Regions from separate parts of the Homo sapiens genome. Here region 2 is linked to region 1. A link is an interaction called in ENCODE POLR2A ChIA-PET data of the cell type or tissue named here. Cell type or tissue: MCF 10A. All regions are shown on one strand. Links, peaks and the distances in the headings refer to the core of each region. The heading gives the core; the rest is flanking DNA. Region 1 overlaps NFIB (nuclear factor I B). Region 2 overlaps LOC101929507 (a long non-coding RNA gene).

Region 1 (5,386 bases), core at 226-5,225:
GGAGATGAGTTGATCTAACTCTTTATTTGCTTAAGTCCTTATCTCTTTGAAGTGATGACGTGAAATAAATAACACATCAAGGCCTAGGATGTATATATGTTACAGTGCCAAAAATATATATAGTATGGTCAGGAAAAATCGTGTGATAATTTGATTTTGCAAAATACTTATTTAAAGGGATGCTTAAGAATAAATGAACCAACTTTATCAGTAGCCTACTTGAACTTTTTTCTTACATGGTGATCTTTTATTCCATATTCAACTACACGATGAGTTTCTAAAGTCATAGCTAATTTTCCAGTTATAAATGTAAACATGGGTGTACACATTGAAGAATAACACCATCAATGTGAATCTTTTTAAAAAAATTATTCTCTCTAATCTGTCATTAAGAAGAATTCTTTCTGCAATCCAGTATTATTATGATTGCAACTATTTAATGCATTTCTGTCTTTAATTTCTGCCCTCTCTACTAAACCATGAGCATCACCAAGACAGGGACCACGTGGTTTTGTTTGGCATCTTGATGCATAGCCATAGTTCCTCACACTTACTAGAATCTCAGTGATTGATTTTCTTTTCTCTTTGCTTTACAGTCAGCTACTTCTCATCTGGTGATATTTATTCATGGAACATGAATTTTAAGATATACTGGCTATGGTTATTTTTCTCATCCTGCACTACTAGTCATCACTTCATAATACAGTTTCTTTCACATGCCAGAGATTCTAAAATAAGCTGCCTAGACACGGTGCCTGCTTTACCTCTTCTTTCTTTCATTTCTACTTTTTTTTTTCATTCTCTTCCCAAGTAGCATATTCTTCCAGCCTCTACATCTTTTTGTGTTTTTGGTAAAAGCATGTTCCTTAGGAGGTAAGCCATTAGTCACCTTTTTAAAAAAAGCATACGCAGTGGATACAAGTAAATAACAATGAAAAATTCATCAAGCAATATAAGATACAAACAAAAGATCATTAATGAAATCTAGATCTCAGGGATTTCCAAGAGAGATTACTTAAGGAGAAAACAAGTTTGTTCAGTGGATAAAACATTGTTCTATGCGTGGAATAAGGAGAGTGGAAATGCCTCATTTTCTAGTTCAAGGGAATGTCATAGATCAGGGATGGCACAGAGTTAAAAACATATTTCTCCTGCTCCTAATGGAAGCCATAAGAAAATTAGCTTCACTGAAGTTTAAACAAAATGGAATAACAAAGAAAAAGAGCTATTTAAAAATGTGATACTGTGGTAGATCTTGCAATGAGAAAGATACTGTTTGAAGGATACGATGCCAGCTGCTGGTTTTTATAAAGTGCCATGGAGAGGAAGGCCTGGAGGAGACTAGGAAGAAAATTTTTGGTTCAGCCAGGTACAAGTGAAAAGGGCGGTGAGAACAGAAAAAAAAAGTCAAATTTTTGGAAAGTTTTTTCTTCTAAAATCAATTCATTTATAAATTATTACTTTCTAAATCAAATTTAAATTGTTCTGTCTGATTTTAAGCCATCACTGGCCTCTACTTGTTTCTCTTCAACTACCAGCAACTCCTGCCTCCCTCCCACCAGTAGAAACATCAGCTAATCCTTTGCCTATCATTTTGCATCTCTTTTCAGCTGCTTTATTTTATGTATTATTCAACTTATGCATTATTATGTATGCATTATTCAAGTTATTATATATTTATGCATTATTCAACTTTATTATTATTCAACTTATTTTCAACTTAATCTTTTTATGTAGTATTCTTCCTGCTTGAGGGACAGTAGATTGTGTAAAGCGTGGTATTTGTTTTTCTTCACAGAAAGGTCACTTTAAAGTATCTTTTCTATATATTCATTCTTCAAACTTTTTTTTGTAGCATATGAGCACATTACACATAGAAACAATATCATTTTTCACCTTGGCATGAAGCCTTTTAGACTGTAGACATTCAAAATAAATTAAAATTAAAATAACACTAGTTTGGTTCATGATTAAAATGTAATAGCTAGAAACTCTATCTTTACTTTTTCCCCAGATAATTGATCTTTTATTTCCCCTTCTAGTCTAGAGAGGGTGTTTTTTTTTTGTTTTTTTGTCTTTTTTTTTTTTTTGAGCGGGGATTCACTTTTGTATCTTCCTAAGTTCTTAGCATAGTGCCTTCTGCATGCTGTGTAGCAGTGTATTTTTATTAATGGGCCAAGAATTAATTTCATTTAATGAGAAAACAAAGGCAATTAAACCTATATTCTGATACTACCGTTCTTCACCTGTCTCTAAAGCAAATCCTTTCAGTTTGGTCAGTGAACCTTCCCATTCTTATGTTTACTATTATAAGTTACTTTTGTTGTTTAAGGAAAGAGTTTGTGGTTCCTTTTGCAACTTGAACAGCAAATTGTATTCTGTTTCTTCTGTGTTGGTCTGTATAATCCTCTATGAACGTACCGTTATTATTAGGTGCATGCCCAAAAAAGAATTGAAAAAATAAATGGACCCATAATAATTACTCAGTAAAAGCAAGTGTGTCATTTTGGCTAAGAAAATACAAATGCTTTGCTTCTTAAAATTTATATAATTTACATTAAAAATTACATAATCATCTTCAACTTCTATATAAACACCCTTGATTTATGTGCCCTTTACAAAAGGAGACCCATGAATTTGCCTGAGTTTAATGAAAAGTCTGATATAGTTACAGTAGTTGCAGTTGCCTTAATTGATCCTCTTCTCCAGAAATGACATACCCAGAACGACACTGTTCTGTTTCTCAAGCTGTGGTCACATTAATTTTTTTTTTTTTTTTTTTGAGACAGAGTTTTGTTCTTGTCGCGGCTGGAGTGCAATGACACTATCTTGGCTCACTACAACCCCTGCCTCCAAGGTTCAAGCGATTCTCCTGCCTCAGCCTCCCAAGTAGCTAGGATTATAGGTGCCCACCACCACGCCCAGCTAATTTTTGTATTTTTAGTACAGACGGGGTTTCACCATGTTGGCCAGGCTGGTCTCGAACTCCTCACCTCAGGCGATCCACCCGCCTTAGCCTCCCAAAGTGTTGGGATTACAGGCGTGAGCCACTGCACCCGGCCTAAATTATTTTAAAATGAGGTATAATTATGCTTTATTATTTATTCTATGGAATTTTTAGAAACTGATTTACCCAGTTACATTTTACTTGAAATTTATATTTAAACATAGGTAAAGCAGAAGAGTATCAATAAAAAGTTCCCAGTTTCTTTTTCAAACAGTTAATTTTAAATTAAAAATTTGGAATGGCAAGTGATTGCATCATCTATAACAAGAAAGACAGAATAGAGGTTCTTTCCACCTCTTAATAATCTGTATGTCTATGATTTTACATCCATTAGTTAGAGGCCTATATTTGTAGTATTACCTTTTGAAATCACATAGCTCTTATGCGACATTAAGTATTATTTTTGGCATCTTGAAGATAGCAAAATGAGCTTTGTCTATTTTTTAAACCATGGTTTAAATTTTTTTTCTTTTTTTATAGTGGCATTAATTGCTGTGGTTTTATGAACAATTTATTTCTGGTTTTTTTTTTTTTTTTTGAAAAAGATATACAGAAATGGTTCTCTGACTCATCAAAGTTCTGATAGATTCACAACAGCCAGTTAGTCACAAATTGTAGCTTACAGCTACAAATCCGCCTGGCATTTTTTGTAGACTGTGATGTCTACTGCCTTTACAGTAGCATATTCATCCTTTAAATGCCACCATGCTGAAAATGCATATTTAATTTTATGAATGCCTTTACCAGAGCTTAGGTAATTTTTCAAATGGTAAAATGTAATGATAATTAGTTTCTCATATTAATAGCACCATAAGGTCTTTTTCTAATTTCAAGAAAACTCAAAAATGCAAATTGTGTACATTTTGTATGTGTGATAAAGTTTTGGTGTTTTTTTCTTTTAATAAAGATTTATTTTCTTTTAGAGATACATGCTGAACTACTTAGAAGCAAAGTTATATGATATCTGGGATTTGCTTCAAAGTACCACAGGGAGAGAAAGTGTAGATGGGGATAAAGATGAAATAAGATTTGTTATGAGTTGATCATTGCCGAAGTTGGGTTATCGGTACGTGAGGATTCATTACAATTCTGTCTACTTGTGAATACAGTTAACATTTTTCATAATAAAATACAAATTTTATAGCTCATCATTTTTATAACATTTTACTATGAGTTGATAAACTTCCATTAAAGTCAACAGCACTCAAGATGTTAAAACCAAGGCATATCTCTCAACTCCCTGCTTATTCCAACAAACTGCATGGTATAGTCTCTTAGTCAACTAAGATGATGACAGTCTACATTGCTTAATAATTTAATTGGGTGAACCCTGTTAAAATATTTATTGCATTAGTTCTATCATGATTCTTATTTCAAGCTCTCATGATCTATCTTTTGGCAGTATTAAATATTTATGAAATGAATGAGTGAATGAAGCCCGAAATCTCTGAATTCTTTTCCTATCACAGCACCTTTGCAATTCCTTCTTACTTGTCCACATCGCCTCACTAGATTTTAAGCTTTAAAGGAGCCGAAAGTGAGTCCAGTTCACCAGTGTGTCCCAGGCTAGTGCAGCATGTGGCATACATTCGGTCTTGAACAAGTATTTATGGAATGAATGTATTGATGAATCTGTCTTCTGAAGTGGTCTTCATGATTTCTGTCTCTGTTTTGGCCAGTCCGCCCTCCATTTAGTTTCTGGGGGAATTGTTTTAAACTGTCATTGTGATCATGTTTTGCCCATCTATGGCGTTTCTCCTATGAGGGTAAGCATTCAGACGTTTGTACAGGAAGCTGGAGACCCGTCATCCTGTGGGACCTGCAAGAGGCTTGCTCCTCTTCTTCATCTTTCACCACTCCACACACTGTTTACTTGTGTATTCTGTGCCATCTTTTTTTCTGAGTATTTCCTCTCTGAGAATGTCATCCTCATTCACATTTTGAAAATGGCACCAATGAGAAATGCCTTCCTCATCCTGGGGAGACTGAGACGATATCTGTCCTGTACATCGCAGCTGGCGATGTAGCAGCAAATGCCAAAACTTCCCTGCTCTCAACACACATTGTACCTCTCAACCATTCACAACCATTTTCTTCTAATCATTTTCCTCCTCACCAACAGTGAGCATCCCTAGAGCAGGAATTACTTTTAATTTCTTTGACATCTTCATTTTACCTGGCCAGTACAGAAACCCAGTAAACGTTTGCAGAAGGAGTAAATTAAGGAATGTACTTTTTGCTAATCAAGTGAATGAGTTTTCCATAAAAGCTGTGAAATCAGTGATATCGTGACCAACATACCTGAAGGTTGTTTTTCCCATTTGCAGCAGTTATCCTCTGTCGAAAGACAATCTTCTGAATCATATAAATCTCAGAATG
Region 2 (5,386 bases), core at 244-5,243, 150 kb after region 1:
AAATAGTTTAAATCCATTGGATTAGAGTGATGTTAGACTTGCAAGAATGTAACTTGTCTAGCTTCTGTGCAAAACTGTATATGCAGACCCTCAAGAGTTGCCCATATATATTAGTTTGAAGTATTTCCAGGGATAAAGAGCTATGAATTTCAGTATCTATCACATTTATGTTCGAGAAGGTTGTTTTACTGTTGAACAACAAACTCATGGCAATTTGATATATGTTTGTCTTGTTTTGTCCTAAATGGAGGTGGTGAACAGCTGGTCAATATCATTTTTATGACAATTTGAATTTGTTGATAAATTGTCCCTCAATTCTTCTTTCATCCCAGCTTTCTTAACCTTTCAAGAGAGGTCCTGTTTTACTTTCTCAAAATCATTTTTATTATTATTTTCAGGGCTCAGAGCATTCAGGCCTCAAACTAGACAGAAATCTCAAGTGACACTCAGTGTTCATAATGACATTGCTTCTTGTTTTTCTTTTGTAATACTGATTGTAATGTGTCTTAGCATTAACTATTTTATTGTTGATTGAAATTCATTTCATGGACTGTAGCATATCATTCTCTTTAAAAAAATGGCTCCATAATGTCTTTCTTTACTTATTTTAGAAGTAATACACGTTCCTTGTTTCATATAGGCATATATAAGTAAGTACACAAGAGAGAAGTAAAATTGCACACAATCCCTCTATTCATGGATAGCCCCCATTGAAGTTTTGGCTTCACAGTCTTCAGGGCTGAACAGACTAGCTTTTTCTTCTCCTCTGGCAGGGATATCCTCTTTGAGCCATGGTCTTCTGTCTCGTAAGACTTTCTGTAATCTGAGTTAGACAGCCATGGCTCTTTGAAGGGTGGAGTGACAAGGAATCATGAATTATTAAGAACAAAAAGAGGCTGGCCGTGGTGGCTCACACCTGTAATCCCAGCACTTTGCAACACTTTGGGAGGCTGAGCGGGGCAGATTGCTGGAACCCAGGAGTTCCAGACCAGCCTGGGCAACATGGCGAAACCCTGTCTCTACTGGAAATAGAAACATTAGCAGGTCATGGTGGTGCGCTGTAGCTCCAGCTGCTCAGGAGGCTGAGATGGGATGATCACTTGAGCCCGGGAGGTGGAGATTGCAGTGAGCCAAGATCATACCACTGCACTTTAGCCTGGGCCACAGAGCGAGACCCTGTCTCAAACGAAACAAACCAAAAAGTAATAAATTAGCCAGGCATGGTGGTGCATGCCTGTAGTCTCAGCTACTTAGGAGGCTGAAGTGGGAGGATCTCTTGGTCCAGGAGTTCCAGGCTGCAGTGAGCTGTGATTGCACCACTGCACTTCAGCGTGGGGGACAGAGAAAGACTCTGTCTCTAAAAAAAAAAAAGAAGATATTCTGCAAATGTGTTGGAAAACTAATATTGTCTCTACTGAGGATCACCTAAGTATTTAATTAGGATGTATGTATATACATATGTATATACATCATATACAATTCGTAGAAATGTGTCTGGGGCCACAGTAGGAGCTGAATACATGTTAACTGTTATTATTCCAGTTGCATTAGCTATTCTTTTTTTTTTTTTATTGCTTTCATTGTTGTCTTTGTCATCATCATCACTAAATGCATCCTGTAGGCTGGGCCTAGTTGAAGACCCTGGTTCATTATAGTGTCTCATTTCTCCCCAGGACCTCATGGTTTGGTAGGAGTGACAGACACATAATTTTATAAATTGCAGTCTTCAGCATATCTAAAACAAAACAAAATGAAAAACCCAAATAAATAACCCTATAAGCTCCTTAGCTTCCCTTAAATGCCAACTTCCAGGCTCAGCTAATTAGAATATATTGTTTTTTTCTCTACAATGCTTTAGCCATTTTTTACCTTCCTATAATTTATCCATTTCACATCTCATTATCTCACTCGTTATCTCATCACTCTTGAACTCTTTCATAAAAGAGAAGGTAAAGAAGTTCTTCAGGTCCTTATGTTTTAAATGTTATCTGTCATTAGCTTTTCTACTCAGTCATTTAGAAAGAAGGTGCTTGCCTTGTTTACCTACTTTTGATGGTTATAATTAAGAAATGGTCCCATAACTCTTATGGAATTTTTATTGTAGAATTTTTTTAATATGACATCAAAGCCAATAGTCAATCTTGTCAAAGCAGTAAAAAAAAAAATCAAGCTTATTTTCAACTTTAAATCACAATGTTCATTGTCATTTTTGATATGGTAGCCCCCAGATTTCCTTCTTGTGACTTGTTAGATCCCTTTTGAGAATTTTCTTCAATTTAAACCATTTCAATTCTTATAGACCTTTAAATGTTTCTACAGATTGATGGAAATGTGGCATGGTCTACTCTCTATCCTTCCTTCAATTCAATTGTGTCAGCTATTACATTGTGCAAATTAGAAAATTTCATTAATTGAGGAAAGGTCTTTATCCTAAGGGAAGCTGCTGAAGAAGCGAAATGAAATCCACATCTCTTTTCCTCTCCCTTACTCTCTCTTTCCTTTGGTGTTTGTGTGTATTTGTATGTGAATAAATAAAAGGTGGCTGATTCAAGGAATTGAGATAGGAAATTGTAGGCTGGGTGAGCAGACAGTAGATGACACTTAAATGTATTTAATTCACTTTATATTATTAATTATGTGTATGCACATACATTTAACGTCCTTTTTGGTGTCCCCCAATCTATAGCAGCTAATATCTAGACCTCATTTTGGAAATGAGAAAATGTGGCTGGAAGAAAATGATTAACTTGCCCGGGTCACACAGCTACCAAGTGGAAGACTCAAAGTCAAAACAACATTTGTCATACTCTAAAGCATGTGCTCTCTTTACTACAGAAGGGACTTTCTCCAGGAAGCAAAGCCCAGATCTTACAGAGGGTCCCATAGCTTGCATTTCCTAGTGTGGGGGCTTATGCATAGAAGGTGTTAAGAAAATGTGTATGGAATTGCTTTGAAGAAAGAATAGGGGGAAAATGTTTTAAAAGATATTCCTTGATGAAGAGTCCTGGGACTTGAGAAATCCAATACCAGGGGTGGGAAAGTCCAAGGCAATTACTTCTGCAAGTGTTGAAAACCTGTTGTGTGTTTTCTTTCTCTGCTGAAGGAGAAGGTTGTTTACATTATGGGAGATTGTTCCGGTCTGTACCAAAGAGCTTGTTAAGGGTGACAGACAGGTTTGTTGCACAAATGTGCACTCCAAATTAGATGAATGGTGAAATTATGAAGCAATCAAATGGCAAAGCTTTTAGCAGACTACAGTACATTGCCCTTTTTTGCTACCCCTAGGCCTGTTAGCATAAAAGAGGCCATAAAGATAAAGTGCACAATATTATTCAAGTCTCAGAGTTCAACAAACATGGACAGCTGGCATTTTATGGCAAGTGTAGTCAGGATTGCTTAAAACCGCTTGTCTCCCCAACACACTGAGTTAGCCCCGCTTCCTTTTCTCTTTGCCAGGACAATATTAGACAGACTAGGGCAAGTCAAAAAGAGCGAGAAATGCTGGGCGTGGTGACTCATGCCTGTAATCCCAGCACTTTGGGAGGCCTAGGCGGCCGTATCACCTGAGGTCAGGAGTTCGAGACCAGCCTGGCCAACATGGTGAAACCCTGTCTCTACTAAAACTACAAAAATCAGCCAGGTGTGGTGGTGGGCGCCTATAATCCCAGCTACTCAGAAGGCTGAGGCAGGAGAATCACTTGAACCCAGGAGGCGGAGGTTGCAGTGAACTGAGATCACGCCACTGCACTCCAGCTTGGGTGACAGTGAGACTGTCACAAACAAACAAACAAACAAACAAACAGAAAACGAAAACAAACAAAAAACCAAAACAAAAAGAGCGAGCGAGAAACAAGAACTCCTCTCCTCCCTTTCTTCACAACCCTTGAGGGGAGGGAGAAAGGTGCGCAGAAAAAACTTCACCCTAGCATGAAGAAGTGAGTGACAGAAAAGGTTTTTTAAGTCAGTCAGATTGGAGAGGCTTGTTATCCTGGGAGAAGTTGGAACTTCAAATGAAGAAAAAGAAGAAGGGGAGTGGCTCGTGCCCAAGTCTAATGTGTTCGCTGGGAAGGAGAATGGCTTCTCTGCACCAGGAAAGGGAAAGGAAAATGCCTCCTCTCACTATGCTGGTGGCTGCACATTACGGGGAGGACAGGTGGAGGGGAGGCTGTTAGCACCAGAAGGAGACCTGAGGAGTCGTTGATCCAAACCTCCCATTTTAGGGATAAGATGTACAAGGTCCAGAGATGGCAAGTGACTTGCCTGAGACTGCCCAGCTATTTTATATTCAGTTCTGTGCTGTTCTCACCACGAGCATTTTGAGTGAAGGTGGGAGGATAATTGATATGTACATAAACGTACATATTTCTTAATGGGGTACAGCTGAGGAGCCCAATATGTGAAAGAGAAAGACACAAAGCTGCTCTAGTTGAAGGTGGGAGTAGAGGTGGGTAGGAGTGTCCTGGAATCCCACCCCCTCAGTCTCTCTTTGCCCCAGTGGGTCCTAGAAGGTAGGCTCTAGAAGCCCCAGGGATCTAGGGAAAACTTAAGCACCAGAATATTTGATGGATTTTTTTTTTTCTTTTTCTGCCAATCCACTAAAAGTTATTTTTTTTTTCTTGGAATCTTCTCATCTTACCTAATGCAAACACTCTTCTTGTTATGAATGCTGCCTGAGCAGGGGCTAGTGCCACATTTAGAGAGAGGCAGCCATTGCTGACCTCGATCTGATCTTATTCTGACCTAGGAGGCATAGACACAGAGACTCTAAGAGGGGAAGTAGCGTCTAGAATGTGGCAGAGATGGGACACCATGCCGAATCTGTCTGATCCAGAGCCCATGCTTGTCTCTTCACATTTATGCTCTATCTCCAGAACACAGGATTGGTCCACAGTATTAAAAGTTGACTGTGCTGTGTCTTTGGACATTTTTCCCCTTAGGGGAAAACGATGACATTAATTAAGATGGGGTCTAATACCCTTTTCACTTTAATGTTCTGCAAGTTGATATAGTTCATGGTACAAGCTAACAATTCACTTAAAAACAAGAGAGATAGTTTTCCCCAAAATATGCATGTATGGTTTAGATGTTGACATTCTGGAGGCCATGGTCCACAGATAGTATTCTGTGCATGATTGTTCTTTTTACAGATCACTTATAATCCAAACCCATGTGGAAGATCTTTTGTTCTTTCACGATCTCTTCAAATCCTACTATCTCCCCGTCCCCAACCACCTTATAAATCTGGTCTGTGGCTGTTTGGGGTCTGTTTTATAGGGCTTATTAGGAATAACAGTTGAACGTTTCTGTGTGGAGCCAAGTCTTGGTCACGTAGGCAGTCTGCCAATTGGTAGTAGCATGGTGCATGGTTAACAGTCTAAGCCATCCC

Evidence for each region. Peaks named below come from ENCODE experiments on the same cell type or tissue, not always from the same donor. Only the 100,000 strongest peaks of a DNase experiment are listed, where the experiment ranks them.
Region 2: POLR2A ChIA-PET joins it to region 1 with 7 read pairs; 2 of 35 experiments call an interaction of 5 or more read pairs at or near these places.

The regions. Positions count from the first base shown.
Region 1 is chr9:14,126,092-14,131,477 of GRCh38, reverse strand. All of the region lies in intron 6 of NFIB (nuclear factor I B), which reads left to right. Among named protein-coding and RNA genes, the nearest start is that of NFIB, 190 kb to the left of the region's middle. In MCF 10A, for the core only: no CTCF peak of the experiment used is centred there; no DNase peak of the experiment used is centred there.
Region 2 is chr9:13,977,520-13,982,905 of GRCh38, reverse strand. The region is part of intron 4 of LOC101929507 (a long non-coding RNA gene); the gene reads left to right. Among named protein-coding and RNA genes, the nearest start is that of LINC00583, 52 kb to the right of the region's middle. In MCF 10A, for the core only: no CTCF peak of the experiment used is centred there; a DNase peak (open chromatin) is centred at 3,145.